Regions from separate parts of the Homo sapiens genome. Here all the other regions are linked to region 1. Evidence: chromatin contacts called from ENCODE Hi-C or POLR2A ChIA-PET data. All regions are on one chromosome and are shown on one strand. Each heading gives the region's core, a stretch centred on a gene start or an enhancer-like site at or near the end of the contact. The rest is flanking DNA. Distances are from core to core; before and after follow the strand shown. Region 1 holds the start of CTDSPL2 (CTD small phosphatase like 2). Region 2 holds the start of GABPB1 (GA binding protein transcription factor subunit beta 1). Region 3 holds the start of SPPL2A (signal peptide peptidase like 2A).

Evidence for each region. A loop is a pair of places that touch in the nucleus more often than their neighbours do. ChIA-PET counts read pairs that join two places held with the same protein, here RNA polymerase II (POLR2A). Pooled maps may share reads with other maps.
Region 2: a pooled map shows a loop between it and region 1 (12-fold over the local background). The contact joins the promoter of GABPB1 here to the promoter of CTDSPL2 in region 1. A Hi-C loop is called at or near these places in 7 of 50 pooled maps. POLR2A ChIA-PET finds 5 or more read pairs at or near these places in 2 of 52 experiments (CD4-positive, alpha-beta T cell and activated T-cell).
Region 3: a pooled map shows a loop between it and region 1 (6-fold over the local background). The contact joins the promoter of SPPL2A here to the promoter of CTDSPL2 in region 1. A Hi-C loop is called at or near these places in 4 of 50 pooled maps. POLR2A ChIA-PET finds 5 or more read pairs at or near these places in 2 of 52 experiments (A673 and H1).

What each region holds. Positions count from the first base shown.
Region 1 is chr15:44,425,928-44,429,208 of GRCh38, forward strand. CTDSPL2 (CTD small phosphatase like 2) reads left to right here and starts at 1,702. Exons shown (of 13, transcript NM_016396.3): 1 at 1,702-1,845. LOC124903479 (a long non-coding RNA gene) reads left to right here. Exons shown (of 3, transcript XR_007064605.1): 2 at 1-46; 3 at 367-390. RefSeq lists enhancers at 604-1,211, 866-1,095, 1,212-1,819, 1,376-1,755, 1,820-2,426.
Region 2 is chr15:50,353,305-50,356,447 of GRCh38, forward strand. It overlaps GABPB1 (GA binding protein transcription factor subunit beta 1), which reads right to left and starts at 1,894. Exons shown (of 9, transcript NM_016654.5): 1 at 1,681-1,894. GABPB1-IT1 (GABPB1 intronic transcript) reads right to left here and starts at 1,575. Exons shown (of 1, transcript NR_026891.1): 1 at 1-1,575. It overlaps GABPB1-AS1 (GABPB1 antisense RNA 1), which reads left to right and starts at 870. Exons shown (of 1, transcript NR_024490.1): 1 at 870-3,143. RefSeq lists enhancers at 878-937, 1,676-2,299, 2,368-2,447 and silencers at 1,068-1,277, 1,288-1,537, 2,118-2,167.
Region 3 is chr15:50,763,914-50,767,533 of GRCh38, forward strand. SPPL2A (signal peptide peptidase like 2A) reads right to left here and starts at 1,793. Exons shown (of 15, transcript NM_032802.4): 1 at 1,555-1,793. The coding sequence starts at 1,620. RefSeq lists a silencer at 1,368-1,827.

The DNA of each region.
Region 1 (3,281 bases), core at 452-2,951:
AGACAACCCACCTGCTCCATACTTCGAAATAATGAGATTCACAACGGTATGTTATTTCTGCTTACTTCTCAGCCTCTCTTGCCATCTTCCCCCTGCCCTCCCATCCTCTTTTCTTAGCGCACAGAACTACTTCTCCAATGGCTCAACACAGTCTCATCTTTGGACTTTTCCGTCTGTTGTTTCCTTTACCCAGACACTCTTCCCCTGCAACACACACTCCTCCTTTTTGTCTCAGATGTTATCTTACGAAACCTTCCCAGACCCCCTCGCCGGCACTCTCATGTGTTTTACAACGCCTATCATGCCATCCTTGTATTCGCTTTATCAGTTTTTAAATTCTGTTTACTTGGGTGTCTTCTTCAATAGATTATGATCTTTGGCCGGGCGCGGTGGCTCACGCCTGTAATACCAGCACTTTGGGAGGCCGAAGCGGGCGGATCACGAGGTCAGGAGTACGAGACCAGCCTGACCAACGTGGTGAAACCCCGTCTCTACTAAAAATACAAAAATTAGCCGGTCGTGGTGGCGCGCGCCTGTAATCCCAGCTTCTCGGGGGGCTGAGGCAGAAGAATCGCTTGAACCCGGGAGGTGGAGGTTTGAGCCGAGATCGCGCCACTGCACTCCATCCTGGGCGACAGAGTGAAGACTCCGTCTCGAAAAAAAAAAAAAATCATTACCTTTGGGGAAGGCAGTATCCGTGTCTGCCTGGCTCACTGTTTTACCCGTCGCACCTAGTTATTTTTTCAATAAATATTTCTTGATTGAATAAGGAGAGTGGCTTGGAGTTTCAGTGAAAAATGTTCTTCCAAACACTAGGCTTGGTTTTCCGATACCCCACTAGAACTGGATTCTCTGGACTGATACATTTTCACTCTGTGGAGCTGACCGTCCTTTGACCTAGGGTCGCAGGTGGGAGCCCACTGGCCTGAAAGATCCGAGTTTTCAACCTGCAGAATCACCGCCAACATAGGGTTGAGTCGAAGGGCATGAATATTTATGATCCAAAAGCGACTGCTACGCCCTCTAGGCAATGAGCTGGAAAGGGAACCTTCAAGGGCCACCGAAATCCCAGGAAAGGCGCCAGATTCGCTTTCTCCCGGCCTCAGGCAGCTCTCCCTACGAACTACCTCCTCCAGCGCGCCAAGCCGTTAGTCCCGCCTTATCCCCTCAGCTCCACCTACCCAGCGCGCCCACAGTTACTAAACCCTAGCCGCCAGGGTGCACTACGCGTTCCTAAGCCCCGCCTCCGGGGCAAGGGCGCGCTCCCCCTCCCAGCTCTGCCCAAGCAGTTCCGTTAGGAGCGGGAGGAAAAACCGTCCTTCGGGTCCCCGCCTCTCCACTCCTAACGCTTTACTCCCTACTCCCCCTGCGACCACTACACAGCCGGCTACGGAGGCCCCTAATGTACAAATATCCCCCAGGCCCTTGCTCATCCTGATAGGTTTTGTCCTTTCTTAATCGACCCAGTACTAAGGCCTTGTGTTCAGTTTTTCTCCAGGATTCAGACTAGAGAGTTTCTTCCGGCGTAAGGAACTTCAACGCTCTTCACGGAAGTAAAAGTGTTTTTTTGGTTGTTGTTGCCGTTGTGGCTGCCCGCATTCCTTCCCTCCCACCTCGCGGAATTGTGGCGGGAGGGGGAGGAGGAAGTCAGGGCGCCTGCGCGGAGAGGCCGCTTTCCATCCGGGTCCCTGTCCGTGCGGTGCAGCAGGTCGGTAGGCGGGAAATGGCGACTGGCTGAAGGAGCTGGTTCTGTTGCTGCTGCGGGGTAAGCGGGAAAGACACCACACATTGCGCAGTCGGGACCATCGCCGGAGCCTGAGGACACTTCTCTGTCGTCACAGTTAGGTAATCCCCTTCGTCCAGACGCCGCCGCTGCTTCCAATCTCAGTCCTCCTCCTCTTCCAGGGCCGTCTGCCGGGATCTCCTCCCCTTCTAAACCTGGTCCTCCAGCGGCTCTGGCGCCTTGGTAGGCATGCACTCTTTGGCGCCTCGTACGTCCACTGTGCGGAGCCGCTCCTGTCTGGACTTTCCCCTGGGAACAGAAAGGGAGCTCACTTCCCGCCAGCTTCACCTCTTAGGTTGCGGCCTGCGTTGTGATTTCTGGGGTTAGATTTCACTTTGCTACCCACCCCCACTCCGATCTCAAGTTCCTAGTCCCCAACCTCTGGGTAATTAAGTTAGAAGTTTAGCTTTTTTTAACCTTTTTGGCCCACCTCATGTTTTCAGCATTTCATTCTTTGGAGTAGGGTGCTTTTAGGGGGGCGTTGCTCTTATCTCAGTTCTTATAAACACCTTTTCAGAATCTGGAAGAAGGGATTTGACTAAGTTCTGTTTATCTTTTGTACTGTTAAAATCTCGAGTTGACATTGTTACTTTTTCAAATCGGGAGTGGTAGTAAAGAACAGTCCATGTGGAAGGCGTCTGGTTTCCACAGTGGTCAGTTAAAGAGTGAACCTTATTATCCTTAATATTCTCTGCTTTCTTTGGATTTTAAATGTCTGTATGGGTGTTTACTTTTGCATTCTTGACCAGAGTTCTGTGGTAAATAATTGCATAAGTAAATCTTGTTTATTTACTTCTCACCCTAGTGGTGGCTGGATGTGTGAATGATGTTAAACACTTCAGCGTACCTTAGGGAAACCTAAAGAGATCTAAGAGCTCGTAAACTTACCTGAGATCCTGAAATGAAACGTACTCAGTAGATGTTCCTCCGAGGCAGGGATTTATCTTCCTAATGCTGGTAACGCAGTACCAAGATGAATTTCTTCAGTGGGTATACAAATTAGTGACTTGAAATGATGGATTTATCTGTGTAATTTTCAAATTGTAGATTGCTTTGTCTCCCCATTCTTCGCCCAGTTTTAAATTTTCGTTCCTGGTCCATTTTTTATTCTTAGAAAAGGGAAATGGCGTGTTAAAGCTAGTTTTACTATATTTCTTTACTTTTTCTTTCCTTTTTTTTAAATTACATTGCAGACCAATTGTTCATAAAGAGAAGTAATAAGGAGGCTGTTGGTGTTTTCGGAATTTATTAATCATGTTGAATTTGGGATCTTTGTAGGTTTTTTTGTTTTCACTAATCAAATTAAAATTTTAAAAACTGTTCACATTGAATATCAGTTGATATTTATAACTCAGGTTTTCAGTTCTGGATAGGTCCAGTTTAGAGAATTTCACTATTGTTTGCACGATGTTATGGTTAATTTTCAATAATAAACAGGAACACACAAACATTATTATAATCCTCATTTGGTAGACTTTGCCCAAGGTCATAAAGAAAG
Region 2 (3,143 bases), core at 644-3,143, 5.9 Mb after region 1:
GTCTTGTTAAAATGTGTCTTGCATAACAGCTTGATTTGACTTGTATGGTGAAAGCACGGTAAGAATGACACATTTCTGTTTTTTGGTTTTTTTTTTAAAAAAGTATGAGTGTACAGTGGAGTGTTCCAGAGGTTACATGGTGTGCTAACCACAACAGTCTGACGTAGATCTGAGAATCTTCTATTAAACCAGGCATTAAAAAGATTTGCAAAAATGCAAGATGTCACTCTTATCATCTATGTTAACATGTAATGGATTTATTTTTTGTTTTTGGAAAAAAAAAACCAAGAGAAAAGAAAATAAAGTCATCTTTAGTTTCCTTAAATTCAAAGTCTGAGCCTGAAAATGGAAGTATCAAAGCTGATGGTTATACGTCAGTGAGAAAAAAATTTAAACCAAGCTGGGTGGGTCTTTACATGAGATAAACTATCTACAGGAAAGAATGACCACTAACTTCTGCATAATAAATGAGAGTGGATCTTTTAATTCTGAGATGGCAATGTACTTTACAAGGACCATTTACAGACTACATCAAACCTTTTTCTAGATAAAAAACGTACTTCAGTAACTTGCCTGAATTGAGAGAGCAAAACAGTCCGGAGAGAAAACTTAAAATGTTTCCACATTATCAAGCCCCCTTCAGAAGTACTGTGGTCTCGGCCCCTCCTTTGAACAGATGTCCGCTCGCCACAGTCCAATCAGGTTTAAAGCAAGAGTATTTGTACTGAAAACAAGCTTAAAGTGGGAAGACACACACAAAGCAGGCCTGTATCATTCCTTTGGTTTCAGTTTTCACGATGCACCCTTGAGGCTAGGCACGCTGATTCAACACACTTGGAGAGCTTCACCGAAACACACTAAACACACAGTGATGAACTGTGCCCTGGCAGAGATGACCTGGCAAAATTCTCAACTTCTTCCCTGAGGCAGTGCACCCGCAGTTCTCGGCGGCGAAGTCTTTGGGGCAGAAGTCCCGAGCCTTCAGAACGGCAGGCTTCTCCCCCTCAGGACTCCAGTCCCCGCGGCCAAGGCTGTCGCTGCGGGGGCCCCGCGCGGGACTGGCCAGGCTCTTCCATTAACCCTGTCTGGTCCGGCCGATCCCGCCGCGACCCGAGCGCCTCTCGGCCCCGCAGCACAGGGCGCCCAGGACCCGCCACCCTCGCCGCCCGTTCCCCTCTCCGGAGAGCCCGGCGGGGCCGTCAGGCTGCCGAGACAAAGGGTACCGCGGCGCCAGAGGCCGAGGCCCAGCCGCGCCTGCCTTCCTCTTTCTCCCGCCCACTGCCAACCTCCAGTCGCCCGCAGAACCTCCGCTGCCTCGGCGCGACCCCATCGCCACCCCGGGGCTGCCGCTCGGGACCGGCAAGCCGGGTAGCCGCGAGGCGGCCGCGGCATGCTAGGGCCGAGGAGGGGGCGGCGGCCGCCACCATGTCTGCCCGCCCCTCCCAGAAGCAGTGTGCCCAGCGGACAAAGCGCAGCGGCGGCGCGGGCGCCCAGGCCGACCCCGCCGACCCCCGCGGAATAAGCGGGGCCAGGAGCCCCGGAAACCCGGCGCCTTAATGCAATAAACAGGAAATCGCGGGGATGATCTGGGTTCCGGGGGAAGTGGAATTATTTTTTACCAGCGAAGAGATCAACTTCCACATCCGGTGGTAACAGGGCCCTACACAGACCCGCACTGACCTGGAAAAGCTTCGGGAGCGGCGACGGGAAGGCAGCAGGAGGTGGTGCGGGGACCCGAGGCGCCTCGTACCCGGCCGGGCTGACGCGGCCCCGCTACACACAAAGCGCTTCAGCTGCACAGGGCGCTATTTTCCGAAAATGCCGCGTCTGGTCGGCGCCCAAAATCCCCACCGAAAAGTCCCCCGTGCTGCGCGCGGAGGGACACATGGTGTGCGAGTGAGTCAAGCTCCCAGCATCCCTCCCGGACCCGGCCCTCTTCAGCTCATCGCCCGAGGATTTTCCGCCTCTGCCCTCGTCGGCAGATCCTGCTCCTACCCACTCCCTAGCTGTGTTCCCGCGGGGAGAGAGGGGAAAGAGGGTCTGATTTTTTAACGAAGGGAAAGAAAATATGCCATTTCTAGCGCTTCAGCCACACAAAGAAAGCGGCGGAATGATCCGCTCTCGGCGACCGCAAGTCCCGGCTCGCCCGGCGCCTGCGCGGCAGCGGGGGTGGGAGCTGCGGACGGCCATGTGCGCGGCGGAGAGGCCGGGTGGCCACCGAACCTTCCCGCCTGTTCTGCGGTGGGTAGGAGTTTGGAAACTAATGTTCCTGTGCTAACCTTCGTGTCTCTGTGACATGACTGTTGAAAGACGGAGAGTGCGGAATCTTTGGAGTTTTAAGCTTGCCAACTGTGCGGCCTAGCAGAATCCTGGGAGACGGAAGGACAGCCAAGAGGCTAGGATTTACCTTTAAGTGTCCCTAGATTCAACTAGGCAGACTGGGACGGGAGACGCTGTGAAGGTACCAGGGAAGGAACGAGTGAGGTTCCTTTTCCACTTTTTCATAAACTCAACAGTCAGGTTCATGACGAAGATATAGATATTTCTGTAGATTTTTTCCCCAACATTCTAATTATGCCTCATGTTTCGTAGATCCTAGTAACTGCTTGGATTACTGCCACCTCAGAGGTAGAGATCTGTTTTTCCGTGGCTGGAATGCCAAAAATTTTGTTGTATTTTATTAAGAAAGTAGCAAAAGTTTGGAGATTTGCAAAGTTAAAAAAAAAAAAAGCATTATGAACTTAATCTAGATGTGATTTGCTAAGGAACTTAATATATTGATATGTTTTTCACAGGGGCGTCTGGGCATGGCTTTCCCAACCTAGTAACTGCAACTTTTAGCATCCTACATGTAGGACTTGGGAATATGTGAGACAGCGCCAAGAATTTAATCCAGGAGAATTGACAAGCTTAAATGAAATCCATATTGCCCACTGATTTTGTGCAGCTTCAGATAAGTAATCTTTCTCCACTTAGCCTTTTGTAACAATTGATGTAATAAAGGTTTGTAGTCTTTGTGTAATTTATTAAAGCATTGTGCCTAAAATAGAAAAAAAGCATAGGAACCATAGGCTGTGTTTTCTTTTGATTTAATATTTTCATTTCTTCAGTTAATAGAAATTTGCCAAATTCTGATGTTTTTC
Region 3 (3,620 bases), core at 543-3,042, 6.3 Mb after region 1:
ACAACAAAAAAAGGCCTAAAATCCAGAACGTGGGAGACAGCCTAGATACAATTTAGAACAGGGATGATCTTTAGATTTGTGAAGGCTATGAAATCAAATGACAAGTCTACTTAAGTAGAGTTTTCTGGTGAGAGGGCTCAGGGCCTTTAATAAGAATTTCAATGTGAGTTTATGAGGAACTGATGTATCACTAAGCTATTAATTTATGTTGAGAAGGGATTAGTACGAATGTGATATTCATTCTTAAAATCAGCTCAAGAGATTCAAATGAAAATGAATGCAAAAACACTTTGAAAAGTTTTATATCTAGGTTATAGTTTTGCATACATCTACATACTATCTGAATATCTTTTGGACATAAGTATTATCTGTCTGATTACACAGTAAACACCTTAAAGACTCCGACTAACACTGCTACTTTGTTGCTCTTTTTATATCGAACTCCCCTCCCCCAGCAATTTTTAGATACATTCTCTCAGGTTCCTGATGTTGCCTGTCAAAGTTATGAATACACCAAAAGGCACTTACTTTTTGGCTTAGATTTTGGTTTTTCAATAAATATTAAAGACACTTTTGTATTCACTAATACTAACCCCTTAAACTGGAGAGTCAGCAAAACAGTCTTTCAAAGAAATCACACATTCTAATAGAACGAAACAAGCTTACACGACACCAATTCTGTAATAAATAACATGCGTAAGTTTCCAACCTGAAACTCCCTAAGTAAAAGTCACTAGAAACAAAAACTGAAACACCGGGTTCCTGACACCCCACTCCCACACTGAAGCTCGAATTACTTGAGGCTGAATTTTAAAACACTATTACTTCTCTGTGACTATGAAAACAAATCTATGAACACATATTTCTTACTTACATTTAACCGACGCTCCCCACCCATCCCTTTAAATTAGGCAGAAAACTGAAAACCACTAAAAGCATTACATTTTGGTGTCTTCTTTTAAAAGTTATTTTAAATTACTGCTATTAAAACCCCCCCTCCAAAAAAAAAAAACCCTCATAACAGAATCAAATGAGCCCTAAGGCGAAGCAGGAGCTACAGTGGGGGAAGGGAATTTTAAAAAGACATCCGTGTTAGTGCAATTAAAGTGCAGTCCTCGAACCGCTAAACATACTGGCGCCTTGTATAATTTTTTTTTCTTCCCAAGGGTAAAAAGCGGTAAGAAAGGCTTAGACAATAAAACCCAGAGGTCAATTTTAAATATGCTGGGACAGTGAGCAACTATCGAGAAGCATCAAGGTCAACGCAACCTAAGGGGCTCCTCTGATCTTTTTGCGGTAGGTATTTCGCCAGACTTCAATGGGCGGGAACCGAGTGGGGGGCGGGAAAGTTGGGGGAAAGAGGGTGGAAAAGAGGAGGGTGGAAGGAAAGAGATGAGTAATGGAAAGAGGAGGGGAGGAAAGAGGAGTGCGAGAGCAGGCCGCGGAGGTGCGGGCAGAGGGGAGGCCGGGCGAGGAGTAGGGGAAGGGAGCCCCGGCCTTGGCCCCGGCCCCGCCCAGCCCCTGGGAGGCCTGCGCGCCTTCCCGCCCCCTTACCAGCTGGAGCAGGAAGCCCCAGAGTAGGGCGGCCCCGGCAGGGGACAGCCGCCGCTGCGGCCCCATCGGACTGGTGGGTGCCGGGTGGGACGGCACGGTGCGGCGCAGCTCACTCGGCGGGGTAGGCTCGGAGTCCCGCCGCTGCGCTGCCTCCGTGGCCGGACCGGACCGGACAGGCGCGGGCGGCCGGGCTACGACTGGACCGCCGCTGCTACAGCGGCCGCCACAGCAGCGCGACTTCCTCTTCCGGCCCCGCCCGTAAGATGCGGAAACCCCCGCGCCGGGCTCGGAGAGTCCCAGCGCTCTCCCGGTATCCAGGCGTCCCGGCGTCCCGGCGCTACGAGGCCACCGGCTGCGGGTCTGAGCCTGTCGCTTTCCGGCTGCCCGACTTTAACTCACACCGAAGCCTGGCGGGAGAACGGATTTCTCAAGGCTCGGAAGTGTCTGAGCGTCTGCTCGGTTCCCCAGTAACTACCCGAGTGTTGCATGCAGCCAGAAATCTAAGGGTCACCCTAATTCATCTGCCTGTCATTTGTTCCTGGCCACTCTGACTCACCACATAACCCAGATCCATCCACTTTCTCCAGAACTGCTGCCACCACTCTATCCAGGCCACCAACTTCCCTCTCCTCCAAACGGGTCTCAGTTTCCCCTCCGGACAGCCCAGTAGCCACATAACAGTCCCAGAGCCATCTTTCAAAACATATAAGTCAGATCATGTCTCTCTCTATCACACTTGGAATAAAATAAAAACTTGGCCGGGTGTGATGGCTCACACCTGTAATACCAGCATTTGGATGGCCGAGGTGGGCGGATCACAAGGTCAAGAAATCGAGACCATCCTGGCCAACATGGTGGAACCAAGTCTGTACTAAAAATACAAAAAATTAGCTGGGCGTGGTGGCACGCACCTGTCGTCCCAGCTACTCGGGAGGCGGAGGCAGTAGAATCGCTTGAACCGGGTAGGCGGAGGTTGCAGTGAGCCGAGATTGTGCCACTGCACTCCAACCTGGGCGACAGAGCGAGACTCGGTCTCCAAAAAAAAAAAAAAAAAAAAATCAAAACTCTACTCTAGCCTGCAAAGGTAAATCTGGCCCCTGCCTTCCTGTCTCCCCATCTTCACTACTTTCCCACACTTTAAGGCGCACGGACCTTTGGCCCTCCCGGCCTTTGCTCTGGTGGGCCGCCCGGACTTTGCTCTGGTAGTCCTCCCTGCTGGAGTGCTCTTCTCTCCAAAGCTCAGAATGCCTGCCTTGTTGACATTCACTTATCAGCTTCAATGTCGCTTCCCCAGACGGGACTTCCTGACATACCCAATCTAAAGTACCTGTCCAGTCACTTTCTTTTCTTTTCCTTTCTCTTTTTTTTTTTTTTTTTTTTTTGAGACGGAGTTTCGCTTTTCTTGCCCAGGCCGGAGTGCGATGGTGCAATCTCGGCACACTGCAACCTCCGCCTCCCAGGTTCAAGCAATTCTCCTGCCTCAGCCTCCCCAGTAGCTGGGATTACAGGCGCGTGCCACCACACCCGGCTAATTTTGTATTTTTAGTAGAGACGGGGTTTCACCATGTTGGTCAGGCTGGTCTCAAACTCTCGACCTCAGGTGATCCACCCGCTTTGGCCTCCCAAAGTGTTGGGATTACAGGCATGAGCCACCGCACCCGGCCTGTCCAGTCACTTTCATATTATTGTTTATTTTAATTATCTGCACAGCACTTTTCATTCTATGTATAGGTTCATTTATTTATGCCACCTCCCACTTCATAGCAAGGGGTGTCTTTGCTTTGTTGACTGCTATACCCTTTACATCTACAGTATTTGGCATATAGTAGGTCCTCAGATATTTGTTGGATGAATATTTAATATCAAATGCTGAATAGGACAGTGTGCCTGCCACCCCACAGCTCATAGTTTAACGAGGGACACAGATGTGTGAGCAAACACAGTTCAGGGTGAGTAGTGACTCTTGTTTGCACAAGATGTTATGGAAGTATCAAAAGGAGTTATAAAAGGGGTGCCAGGAAAAATACCAGCCTGAGCTGAGTCTGGGTGAGTTAATTTTAGCCAGG